3 separate regions of the Homo sapiens genome follow, and all the other regions are linked to region 2. A link is a contact called in ENCODE Hi-C or POLR2A ChIA-PET data. All regions are on one chromosome and are shown on one strand. Each heading gives the region's core, a stretch centred on a gene start or an enhancer-like site at or near the end of the contact. The rest is flanking DNA. Distances are from core to core; before and after follow the strand shown.

The links. Hi-C counts contacts between places; a loop is a spot of excess contacts on that map. ChIA-PET counts read pairs that join two places held with the same protein, here RNA polymerase II (POLR2A). Pooled maps may share reads with other maps.
Region 1: a map with no recorded cell type shows a loop between it and region 2 (6-fold over the local background). The contact joins two enhancer-like sites. A Hi-C loop is called at or near these places in 1 of 168 maps with a recorded cell type or tissue (stomach), 2 of 37 single-sample maps with no recorded cell type and 5 of 50 pooled maps.
Region 3: a pooled map shows a loop between it and region 2 (2.9-fold over the local background). The contact joins two enhancer-like sites. A Hi-C loop is called at or near these places in 1 of 168 maps with a recorded cell type or tissue (mesothelial cell of epicardium) and 8 of 50 pooled maps. POLR2A ChIA-PET finds 5 or more read pairs at or near these places in 1 of 52 experiments (AG04449).

Annotation. Positions count from the first base shown.
Region 1 is chr1:61,171,953-61,176,162 of GRCh38, reverse strand. The region is part of intron 2 of NFIA (nuclear factor I A); the gene reads right to left. Among named protein-coding and RNA genes, the nearest start is that of NFIA-AS1, 79 kb to the left of the region's middle. Within about 2 kb of position 2,867, at least 7 of the 41 ENCODE cell types and tissues checked have a DNase peak (open chromatin) inside an H3K27ac peak, as active enhancers do.
Region 2 is chr1:61,316,632-61,320,987 of GRCh38, reverse strand. The region is part of intron 3 of NFIA (nuclear factor I A); the gene reads right to left. Among named protein-coding and RNA genes, the nearest start is that of NFIA-AS1, 65 kb to the right of the region's middle. Within about 2 kb of position 1,992, at least 13 of the 41 ENCODE cell types and tissues checked have a DNase peak (open chromatin) inside an H3K27ac peak, as active enhancers do.
Region 3 is chr1:61,449,928-61,454,546 of GRCh38, reverse strand. The region is part of intron 10 of NFIA (nuclear factor I A); the gene reads right to left. Among named protein-coding and RNA genes, the nearest start is that of NFIA-AS1, 200 kb to the right of the region's middle. RefSeq lists an enhancer at 29-2,424. Within about 2 kb of position 1,291, at least 23 of the 41 ENCODE cell types and tissues checked have a DNase peak (open chromatin) inside an H3K27ac peak, as active enhancers do.

The DNA.
Region 1 (4,210 bases), core at 1,618-4,117, 150 kb after region 2:
CTAAGCGGACTCCTGCCTTGCTCTTCGGCCTGGGCAGAACTAGGCACAACTGCTGGAACACACCCTGTTCTCCCCAACCTCTCTGCTTTTCTTTACACATGCCATGCTTCCTATCTCCATCCTGCACCAACCCTTTGCCTCTCAATTCCCACTCATCCTCTGCAACTTGGCTTTGATGGGGTCTCGTGCAGAAAGATAGCCCGGGGCACTCTGCATTAATTCTATCACAAATCAAGCTGTATTGTCTTTGCTTTTCTTTCTCCCCTGGACTATGAGCTTCGTGATGGCATGACTATTACAGTTTGTGGCACAGAGTAGGTGTCAAAAAAATTGTTGCATGAGCAAGTGAGGAAGTGACTGACTATATAGCTAGCTGTGACCTAAGAAGGAAAGAGACACTTGCAGAAGGCAACCACATGAAGATGTAGCTTACCTGTGAAATAACTGACTTACACAGACTATGACATGTGACAATAAATAAATGTAACAATCATCTGCATAAATACTGGCCTACTAGAATAAGGCTTCCTATAGTGTAGGTTCATTTTTAATACTGCCTTTTTTGAGGACCTGGAGGAGGTATGGCATTGTTACCTTGCTAAATACCATTTGGTACTCTACCCTAACAATTACAATGGTAGAAAATGACAACAACATTCAATAATAGTTTTTCCCATCTATAGTTATACAACATTTTTCATAAACTCAAAATCATGATAAGGGCCAGGCGCTGTGGCTCATGACTCTAATCCCAGCACTTTGGGAAGCCAAGGCAGGTGGATCCCTTGAGGCCAGGAGTTTGAGCTCAGCCTGGCCAACATGGTGAAAGCCCGTCTCTACAAAAAATACAAAAATTAGATGGGTGTGGTGGTGCGAGCTTGTAGTCCCAGCTACTCAAAAGACTGAGGCAAGAGAATCACTTGAGCCTGGGAGGCACAAGTTGTAGTGAGCCAAGATTATGTCACTGTACTCCAGCCTGGGCAAGAGAGTGAGATCCTGTCTCAAAAAATAATAATAATAATAATAATAATAATCAATACAGAAAAGTTTAAGTGTCAATGCTGAATAATGCTTTGGTGCCTGGCCTGTTAATATTCAATAAATGCCAAGGTTTGAGATGTGTTTTTTTGTTTTTTTTTAAATCCTATACACTGGCATTGGGGAGGAGGCCACATTTTCAAGAATACCAAAATCTAAGCATGTTCTAGCTACAAAGGTGCTCCTCACTGCATGCCAGGATTCTTCCCAAATAAACAAATCATCTCTTGTTGGGTCCCATCAAAAGTGCATCCAAAAATGCTAGCTTTTCAAATGCAAAGCCCAACTTCAGTCTCAGCAAATGTGACTCAAGCTAAACGTCTCAAAGACATGATCTGTGTCTTCTCATCCTTTTACCCTAGGCATATGTATCCATCATAGTATCAGGCACACAGGAGGTACTCAAAGTTTATCACATAGAACCAAAACAATTTGCCCTTCCACATCATCTTGTGGAATCAAAAACAAAACCACACTCCTCTTTCTCAGTTTTCAATGCAAATGGCAGATGTCAGCTACTCAGTAGTTTTGGAGCACAGAGTAGCAGCTTTATTTACTTACTTCCTCTTTCTCACCTCCCCACTCCAATGCCAGATGAGACCAGGAGTAACAAATTCTTCTAAAAGGTGTGGTATACCATCTCTCTGCCCCTTGCACTGCACTGGATTCATAATTGAGTGTGGAATTCCCCAACCTTTCCATTAAAAGTCCATTTGATTTTTAGACCACATGGAAAGCAAAAGAAACCATCTGCTTTGTGAAGTGTGTGTAGGCACGCTTGCAGCTTTCGGAGCAGGTAACACTGCCTGGGAAAAGCCTCCACAACAGCTTTGCAAACTACCCTGGCCTGCTGAGAGCGCATGTGTTTCAAAATCAAGGAAGGCTGGGAACAGACCCAAGGCAGGGCTTCAGTAACCACATTTAGCCGCCGACCTCTCCATCTGCATAATGCCCTCACCTTCTAAATGTCTCTTCCTTCAAGACACCTCACATCTGAAGGGGGAAAAGATGAGAGACAAAATGAAAGCTGAAAGATAACAAACAGTGCTTACAGTGGAGAAAACAGTCAAATCCAAAAGCCATCCTTGTCTCCATCCACTTCTCTCGTCACCTCTACCCTTAGCATTTATCTCTATTCACTTTTCCCTAACACAGAATAATATTTATTTAGAGGATATTGAGTACCAGTCACTATGCCAAGGACCCTACATCCATTACCTCACTTAATTCTCTTAGGTACCACCCTCACCCCAGCTGTACAGAATAAACTGAGGCTGAGAAAAGCCACCACTTCTCCTGGTTACGCAGCTGGAAATGGGCAGGGCTATGCTGACTGTAAACCCAAGGCTCCCTCTGTGGCATGTACCCTCATTCTCCCAGGAATATCTTCAGAGCCCTGGCCAGAGAGGTGAGAGAAAACATAAAGGGGAATTAGGGCCAGGCACAGTGGCTCACATCTATAATCCCAGCACTTTGGGAGGCCGAGGCAGGTGGATCACTTGAGGCCAGCAGTTCGAGACTAGCCTGGCCAACATGGTGAAACCTTATCTCTATTAAAATACAAAAAAATTAGCAGGGCATAGTGGTGCAATGTCTGTAATCCCAGCTACTCGGGAGGCTGAGGCAGGAGAATCACTTGAACCCAGGAGGTGGAAGCTGCAGTGAGCCGAGATCACGCCACTGCACTCCTGCGTGGGCAACAGAATGAGACTGTCAAAAAAGAAAAGAAAAGAAAAGAGAAGAAAATAAATCTCAAGCAAGGAGAAGTCAGTGACTTGCCCATGATCACACAGTGAATGAACCAGGGCAGGAGGCCAGGTCCCTAGACACCCTTGGTCTTTTCCTGTTTTACTTACTAGCCAATGTGACTCTCTCAGATCTGTCTCTCCTTCAGATTTCCACGTTCCTCAGCAAGAACTACCAATTTTTCTTTCCTAGATAAGCAGTGAACTTTCCAAGGGTATCAAAACGGAATAGTGGAAAGAGCACTGGCTTTTGAGCTAGGGTAAAATCTAGGGGGCTCCAGTCCCAGTCACTGAGTGGCTGTGAAACCCTGGGTAGGACTTACAAGCACTCAGGTTTCAGGTTCCTCATCTGTAATTTGGAGGTAACAATACCTGCCCTCTCTACCCTAATGGAGTTGTCAGAAAAATCAAATGAGAAAATGAACGTGAAGAGTTCCTTATAAAACTGCAAATACTGTACAAATATAAAGGATTATTATTTTTGGATTCAATAGTCTTTCTCAAATGAATGAAGCCCTGTGTAGCTAGATTGTCGAGTTATGTTATAAATAACCAAGAAAAATGTTCTGATTCTTGAAACAATTTTACCAGCCTGCTCTCTCCCATGAAAGGACACTGTTTGTAAAATAAATTAAATCAGCACTCCTTGCTATCTTCAGGACATAAATTGTTACTGGCTGAGGACAGGTAAGGGAATGGATATTTTCAAAGGCATACAGACCTCTGACTATAAAAAGAGCTGACCTTCCCTAGTCTAGAACACAGGGCTTGGGGCAAGATGGAAAAACAAAGGAGGTGTCTGCTTGTTTTACAACAAGAATTATCCAACATGGACTGCCTCATCTCCAACAGTGGTTGGAAGGGCTCAGATGCTAAAGTCAGCTTCTTGTTAAATATTTCAAGGGTGCTAATGGAACCAAAAGATCAACTCTGTTATGCATCAACAGGCTGGCTTTATCCTAAAACCAATTATAAATAAACTTCTAAATACAGCCTGCTTTAAATTTGTATTTTAAAAAATACATCCAACCTTCATGTCATTCGTCACCAGCACATATCCACATTATCTGACTCATCTAAAACCCACTTTTCTCTGGGGATACCATCCTCTGCTTCTGTGACCATTTGCCTCCAGGATCGTGGCTAATACAGAATTATTTCAAATAACTTCTAAAGGTTCCTTTCTCTTTAGGAAGCAGAAATTCACTGCCAAATACACTGCTTCCATTCACAAGATTATTTATGGCACTGATAATTAAATTCCAGTCACGTGACTAAGGAAGCCTGGGTTGAGAGGGGAAAGAACCCAACCGTAATTTCTAGAAAGATCCATAAATTACTGCTTTTCTCCCCTGAGGTTGAAGTCCTTGGAGCTCTATGGATTCTTCCTTAGCACTGACTCTAAGTTTGGAATCATCACAGAAATT
Region 2 (4,356 bases), core at 743-3,242:
CAACTGGTAATTTGCAAATGAATCAAGCTATTTGTAATAGCTTTAGTTTCTGCTTATGAACTTTTACATATACTAGGGAAAAAACAGGGAAATGTATTCCCTGAATACATCAGAAACTGATTATCTTAAGTGAAACAGACATGAAACTGGATCACCTGAGGGCTACCCTGGTTCATGGACGTTAAACAGCAAAAAATCGTAATGGCCCATCTCCCTTTTCTTCCTTTTTAGGTTTTATACACAGGGCTGTGAGACAGACCATTTACAGAGAATCCTGCTTGCTAAACCACCTGAGGACACATGCAATGATAATGAAAGTAGATAGCCAGGGGCCATGTGCTAATTTTAAGATACTCAACACTGATTTTGGTTCACCAAGCATGGAAAGAAAATCCTGGATGGAGTGAAGCAATAATATTTTTTAAAAATCCTTACAATTACTTTTCTAAGACTCCAAATATTAAATGTACTATTATATACGTCTCCAAATATAAAATAAAACTAGCTAATGTTTAGAACCACAAAATGCAAAGAGCTTTCATCTTTTCAAAAGTCATTTTTTGTGTAATTCTTGCTCATTTACCCAGTAATTAGTTATCGATGCCAAAATTCACCATGTTTATTAAATTGTGGAACCTGTATTATTCACTTCTGCAGATACTATGGCAGGCCACAATCATGTGGGTCACAATACTTTGAAGTTTGCTGGCCTAGCACAAAGTATTTTAGAAGTACCAGAAAATTCTTTGTGAAATGTAACAGAATGAATTAGACTGTTCAGGCCATGTCGTGTTAGCACAATGGAGGAACACTTTTAAGACTTTAAAGTCATGTAATGCAATTCTAGGCTGGATTTTTCTTGTTTAAAAAAAAAAAAGAAGTAGAATGGGAGTGGTTGGAAGAGAAAAGGGCCAATATTTGACAACAGAAATCAGCATAACCTTTTAACTGCAGCAGCCATGGGTGACTGCCCTTTGACCTTGGAAGATTATGTGAGATTTCAATGACAACAGCTGGAAGTGAGCATGTGTGAATAGAGAACACAGATCTGAGGCCTGGTATAAAAGACTGCACAATCTCTGCCCAGATCAGAGTGCTGATTAGAAATTGTTTCCTGGTCCTGGCTTAATAGAGTGTGATCATGAAAGTTGGTGTGTGTGTGTGTGTGTGTGTGTGTGTGTGTGTGTGTGTGTGTGTTTAATTCTTCCAGGAAGAAATCATTGGTGGATTTCTTCCATATCCATTCTACTTCTTCAGCCCCTTCAAATCTTCAGGATTTTCATATAAAACAGGCTCCTCTTTCTTCGAATAAAACCTTCGCTCCTTTTTGTAGACAAAATATCTTTAAGTTATAGAGTTCTCTCCTTGAGTTTTAAAATAACCTCTACTGGGGCATTTCACATAGGTTATCATTATTTTTTGTTTAAGGATCTGTCACTCGCAAACAGACAGACACACACAGACACACAGCTTGAATAAGGACTCAGTTAAAGTGGGGATCTTACTTCTCTCATCTTTCTGATTCTACCATTTGTACAATGTATGACATATGGTGGGTACTCAGTATATCTGTGATGAATGAACACAGAAATGAAACATCTATTCTTAATAGTTTTTTCCTTTCATTCTTGAGATGTAATGGAAGATTCCTGCTACTACACAAACATATGTATAATTTCATCTTTTTTTCAACCAGCTTCATATATATTTTACCAATTTTTTAGTGAAGTCTTTAGGTGTAGTTTGCCAAACATAAACACAAGAGAAAGATTAGTAATTACTTCCTTTCCAAGGCAAGGTAACTTAGTCCAGTAGATACAGGCTACCTGGTGAATGTGGTAATTTCCATGCATAAAACCCTCAATGAATTATATTCACTGGGCTGAAGTACATGTACACTGACACAGATGCACTCTCAGATTCCTACACAGGACTCCATACTTGCTGACACTGCTCTGAAACCACCAGAATGATGCCATATGATTACTGAAAGGGCACTGGGTTATGACTCATTTACGTTGTTTTGGTTTTACCATACACTCTATCTTACCTTCTATTACTCTGGATTTTGCTAACTCTTTTAGCTCTGGATTTTGCTAACTACTCTAGTTTCTATATCAAATTAGCTTCGGTAGAAGGTGGCCTTTCCTCTATGCAAATACCTTGAGTCGGGCAAAAACCAACCTGGCTGAACAATAAAGGACAAGGAGAAGAAACTGGCGAAACTGTCTTCCAAATCAGACATGGGTCATCTGCCTCCATCCTTCTATAGCAACTCTAGATGTTATTCCAAACAAGCCACAGGACAGATTGTTTTTTCAGAACAGACCAAATCCATTTGCTGTTTCAAAATTCTATAAACAAAGCATTAAGGAATTCAATTCCCAGAGCAACTATATGGGTGTTGGCTTTAGTTTCATGGGAGCGTCTGCCAAGCTCACATATTTGTAGAACTATTGGTTTAGAGTGTCCTTTGCAGCTCAGAGCAGGAGGGACCATTGCTTGTGATCTCAATTCACTTTAAGGACTGGGTCTTGCTGGTGACAGGTATACATGATAAATGTTCCAGAAGGCTGACCTAATTTCCGTTGAAGTGAGTGTTTTGCTAAGAACATTCCCTCAAAGTGTCAGCTTGCAACCACGGATTCCAACATGCCGGGGTCCATTCTCCTCAGCGACTTATTACCATTGCTTGTAAAACTTCCCTTAAAATGAAGTTAATTTTGACTTATTTATCCACCTTCTCCAGACTTAGTTTTGAACTTAAGTAAGTTATATATCTAATGTAAAATATGTAATTATCAAACATAGTAAGTTTCATAGTTTTTAGTTGTTTGTGATCTGAAAAAAACAAATACTCAGGGCTAAATATGAATCGGGGTGAATTTGCAATGTACTTGTCTTTTCTCTTGTAAAGGGATCTATATGGCAAAATGTTCATTCATCTTTCAAAAATCATATTTCCAAGATATTATTTATTTACAATAAAGTAGGAGGGGCAGTATTACAGAAATTATAATTCCAAAATCCTAAGCCTCAATTTCCACACCTGTAAAATGACACTAATGATTATACTTACTTCATAAGTTTGTCATTAGGAATAATGAAATAGTACACTTAAAATGCTTAGCAAAGAACCTAGAACACAGAATGTGTTCAAAAAATGATAACTGTTATAAATAACAAACATAATCTTTATATCTTAGATCTTCAATCATACAGGGAATTTTTAACAGAAAAAATTAAGAAATAACCACATTCTTTTCACATGGAATGTTAAATAATGCAAGTATTCTTATAAAAGTTGTCTATAAAAATCAAAATGTAGATAATGTAATTTTATTTAAGTGAATTTTTGAGTAAAAAAATTATTTTCTAAAGCTAGTAACAAATTATTAAAAATAAATTCTCTAGAATTTTTTGATTTTTCTACAAAAAGTGAGAAATAACAGTACTTAGTCTCTAAGCTATTTTAAATGTTAGAAATCTAATTCCTAAATATAATCATATTAGTATATATATTTGTGTGTTTATGAAAATAATTGTTTATAATTCCTCAAATATTTTCAAATATAAATCACCATCTCTTCTTTAAATACATATTGAATATCTATAGAGGCCAAGCATTATTCTAGACATAAGGATACAAATTTTGGTCTTATATTTTTGGGATGATGACTACTAATACTCTAGAAATGGACGTTAGGTCAATCTTACTTGCAGGAGATCAAGTTTTATCTACTTTTTCATAAATAATGTACAGAAGTATATAGAGAAAGAATTAAAAATGGCCTCCTTTTTCCAGTTTCACTTTATTTTTTAAAAGACTTTCGTTTGCTGAAAATTCCTGTTGATAACTAAATATGCCATGCTGCCTGCTCTAGGAAACTGAATTTAATTTATTTAATTTAGAAATCTGATTTTATTTTTCAGTATTTTTTTGAAAAAAAGTTATTTAAATTTTTTTAGATGTGAAAGTACTTCAGATGGTATAAAAAGGCATATAAAATAAGCAATTAATATTAACACTAAATGCAGAAATAACTTTTTAAAATAAACTACCCTCTAGTGCAGAGCCTCCACACTTTAGCTCCTTCCGTCAATACAAATGGAGAATCATCAGAAAGCATCATTAAAGAAAGGGTCTTGATTCCTTATAGCTTTAAATCAATGCTGAAAGAATTTGGCCTTTTAGGCAGGAGAATGATCGACACATTTCACTTGACTGACTTTGATCATTGAAGCACTTTATGATCCAGGCCACTTCCTTGATTTTAGGGAACATAACCTTTGACTCACAGAACGTGTTGAGGACATCTCAGACTCGGCTCCAAGTAAGAGCGCTCTTGTTCTTCT
Region 3 (4,619 bases), core at 42-2,541, 130 kb before region 2:
CATTGTCCAAAGGAAAAATGAGGCCACTGCGTACCCTTCATTCATGCTTGCGTCCATGCAGCATTTATTTAGAGCCTTCTGTGTGCCTGCCAGGCCCAGTTACTGGTTACCTTTTCCTTTCGTAAATCCTTAGGTGGTTAGCTTTGAGCAATTGTCTGGTCATATATCACTTTATCTGCTGGCATTTCTTTTTCTGTTAGCTAGACAGAATGAGCAATTATGGACTAACATCAGAGTTAGTTTCTCCAGTGAAATAAAAAAGTATGTGGCTTTTGCCGACTTTTCTCTAGAGATACCTTGACAAATTCACTACATTTATCATTATTTACAGAAAAATTACCAAGGCCTAACAAAAACCAATGCTTCTGAATTCTTTAAGTTGACGGTATCAGAAAGGGTTCTAATTGGGTTGCTTCAGGCAGGTGAAGGATCATCCCTGTGGAAGAGATTCCATTAGGTAATGTAAGGACTCATTTGGTCCCCAGGGATGAATGGCTAAGTGATAGCTACATGGAGTTTGGTATAAGATTTCCTAGTCACACAAGCCACCTTTGATTTCCAGAGGAGTTTAAAAAACTTAAGCCCAGACCGAAAAACTACGCATCCTGTAGACTTTCAGATGTTATTCTTTGACCACATGCTTTGAGGAACACAATAAAGCCTCTTGTGTCCTGAAAGGAAATCAGCCTGGCAAATACACATGGCCTAAATCTAGCTGGACAAAAGAAAGAAGAGGGGGAGAGAAAGGAGAGAGAAAGCAAACCCCAAACTGTGTTTCTAGTAGGCCTCTACCTAACAGCTGACTCTCATCCACGTTAGAGCCGCTTCCTCCCTTCTACAAAACAGGTTCAAACTTTGGGTGCGGGGAATAATGCTTACTATTTCTGTTTTCACACTTTCTAAGTCGGTTGTGAAATTCCAGACTTCTTCAATCTGACACTAAGGTAGTTCTTGAAGCAAAGGCCTGGCACCCAGTGAGTCAGCAGGGGGAGCAGTTCTCCACACCACAGTTTCTGGACGAGACCTCAGGGCACTACAAAAATCTGCAGTGCCTCTGCACTTCTCTTAAAAAGCAAAGCAAAAAAAAAAAAAAAAAAAAAAAAGTTTCTTCACACATCTTACTATTCAGTATGTGCCTTGCCGACAAGGTTACCCCAGAGCAGCTCTGTAATCCTTCACTGAAATAGGCTTTATTGATTGCTCTGGTCTATTGTTCTCTTTTCAAGTCCCCCAAGTTCAAGTTCATCCTGGTGTTACATCATGTCTGGTTGCTAAGAGCAACCAGACAGACCCAGACGTGACTATCATTAGCAAGAAACCCTCTGCTCTCCTCCCACCAACCTTCCAGTGGTTCTGACGTAGCAGGCCCACTGCAAACACATTGAAGTATTTATTCTGCCTAATTTATGACCTACACAGCAAGCAAGACCCCCACTCCAAAAACCAACATTGTTGTATATTTAATTAATCTGTCTTTCTCTGGCACTTGGGAAAGTTAGACAAAGGACTAATTATTGTGTTTCACTCTGCACACTTTTCTTTTGGGGGGTGGATATTTGCATGGGAAAGAAAACTACAAGGCCCAGCATCAGCCCCCCACCTCTTTTTCTTTTTGCCCTATTGACATTTCATGAAATACTTTAGCTGCTTAAGGGAATTAGAAAAAAAAAATGCGATGTGAATGTTACTCCTTCTGAGTTGGTATTCAGTAACACAAATCAACTCATGACATGTTTAAATTTAAATGCTAACCACACACTCTCAGAGTTACTTTAAAGGTTAGTTTTTAATCAATAGAAGTTGCTGACTCCAGGTTTTTGGGCTGCACGCTGCAACTCTTGGGCTTTTGTCTAACGTTAAAGCTTTCAAACTTTTTTTTCCTTGAGATGATTTTAGCAATGATTTGCAGACACAGAAGGCTATTGTGCTCTGACCAGCAACATGTCAACAGAGGGGCTGAGCTGCCCTGTGGTGGGGTGTCAATATGACTCCTGAAGGCAGAGGTTGGGGGTCTTTAATAACCCGTGAAAAAACCTTAATTAACCCTTTCAGGCCCAAACCAAAACCTATTCTTAAACTTGTTCACTCCTATAATTTGACCATTAGTACTTATTTCAACATCACACTAATCTTCATGACAATTAACCCAGCTACTTGACCAAGGTTTTCCAGAACAGGAAGTTGGTTAGGGGAACCACACAGGGAATTTTTCTTTTTTGAAGTCTCTGATTAAATCATTTATTTGCAGAGATGGCAGATAGTTCTAATAATAATAATAATAATAATAATAATTCATACATCTCCCTGAATTTTCTCCTAATCAGTTTGTAAAGACACTCATAATCCCATTGGGATGAGTGTGACAGTCACACATGTGTAAGCCAGTCAATTCCTAGAAACTTCCATGAGCTGCTAGTAACACCAGATGGACAATATAATGTTTGTAAAAGCCTACTTTTCTCTTGTGATATTTTCTTATAATTTCTATTATGCAAGCAGTACAAGTTTTAGAACATTAATTGAAGAATGATTCTGCATATTTTCTTCTTGGGTCATATAGGAAAAACATAAAAGAAATCTGAGCTTATTCGATCGTTGGGGTTGAGCAGCAAATCACTGGGAAAATGGTAACACATTAAACAAAAACTATCCTCAGACATTTAGTGACATAAGCTTAGGTTTCATATGCTTTCTGCCTTCGTACTTTATAGCCCCTTAATCTACCCTACTGTATCCAAATGGACTACAAAGGAATCTCCCTCCCTATGTGCAGTGAGTGGCATTATTACAATGCAATATAGGATGATGTTATCTTGATACATTTACATTAAGTAAACACAGAGCTTTGATCTATTTTTTCCTCAGAAACTTTCAGCTATAGTTGTTGTGGAGGTCCACAAATCCACACTCCCACCAAGGCTCCAGTTACGTAAAATTAGTCGGTAACATTCACAATGTCTAGAGTTTGGGATGTGCTGAGCGGGAGTGGGGAGGGAAGTGGGGTGACTGTCCTCTTTCAATGTTCAAGGTGAAACATCAAAAGAAATCTGCAGTCCAGGACAAGAGCTCAGCTTTCCTTTTCTCCAGTCAAATGAAGAAGTAATCTCATCAGGTTGGAAAAGTGCTGACTAAGGATTTAATAAAGTGCCTGCAGATGTGGCGTCTCTAAGGTATTCAACTCATGTAATGCAAAACAGCTCCACACTGAATGTGCTTATAAAATTTCATTTAACCATTGCAGCACGACTTTTTCCCCTCACAGTTCTCTAAGGAGTTTTATCACACTTGCCGCCCGTTAATTTACAGCTCCATGAAAGTTCGAATCCCATTCCGCTGGGATTCTGGAATACTCACAGTAGTCAGGTTTTATGAACCATAAACAATATCTATCCGACTGCATCCTAAACAGGAAGCCTGAAATGGCAGAAGGTACCTCTGACGGTGCCAATCTCTTCCATTTCGTACGCCTCACAGAGAGCAATCAGAACACAGGGGCCGTCTTCCAAAATGTGGTCATGGGGCTGCTGAAGACACAGCTGATGCGGGCCATGGCCTCAACCCCTGCGTTAGCAACAAATGCTCTAATGTGTGCAACAACTTTTTAAAAGGCTTTTTACATCCTCTTTTTACTAAGAGGGCAGGATGCACATTCTAGAGGAAAAAGAAAAATGTCTGAGAAACATTTTTTGTATTTTGTATTTTACTTTAACCCCTAAAAGGAGCAGAGAGTGCTGGGGTGGCAGGGGCAGAGGGCAGAGTGGACTGTGATGCAGCAGAATCTGTTTTTCAGATTAAAAACTTAAACAAAAGGCCTCAACAAGGGCAAAGTTTAACACTGCGGAAGGAGGTTGTTAATGTGGAATCCAGAACTGGGTGTGACACTTGGCTTTCTTCTGCAGGCAAGGTGGGTTATTTGAGGACATTCACACACATAAAACGGAAATGTGCAAACACAGGCTGGCCTCCCCGCACCCTGCAGGCCCAGCTCCTCATCAGCCCCCAAAGAGGACTCAGCCAACCAATAAGCCAAGACTCCAGGAGCTGCTGTCGCTGTTGTGCATTCTCTCTTGGGGAGGTGTTAGCTTTGCACTACTACTTCACACTACTCCAGTGGGTCATTTTTGGCTTCCCGCACTTCTGTGGATGGACTAAAGCCTACTGTTTAGCCCAAATGAGTTGTCCTTGGCAAATCAGCCAAAAGCCCAGTAGTCTCTTCTGCCCATCTCAATATGATAGAAATGGATGAGGTCTCTCAGTGGACTCTGAGTTTCTCACATTCGCATAAACCATTTGGGAGCATTTATTCACTCATCCAACAAGCACTAAGGGCCTTCTATGTGCTAGGTGCTATGTATGCTGGCTCTGGGGATATAATGAGTAAAATATAGTCCCTGCCCTGTAGGACTTTCTTGTCTATCAGGAAGCAGTGGCTAGATTCTAGACCCTTCATGATACCAGATAGCCTGCTTTTCTCCCAATAGGATTTTATAAACTTCTGGCAATGAACGATGCCCAGTATCCAGTGTCCAAAGGACTCAGGATTGGTGTCACTTTTTCCACTGACCAGCAGTGTGACTTCAAGCAAGCCAGTCCCTGTCCTGGGACCCTCAGAGTCTTGT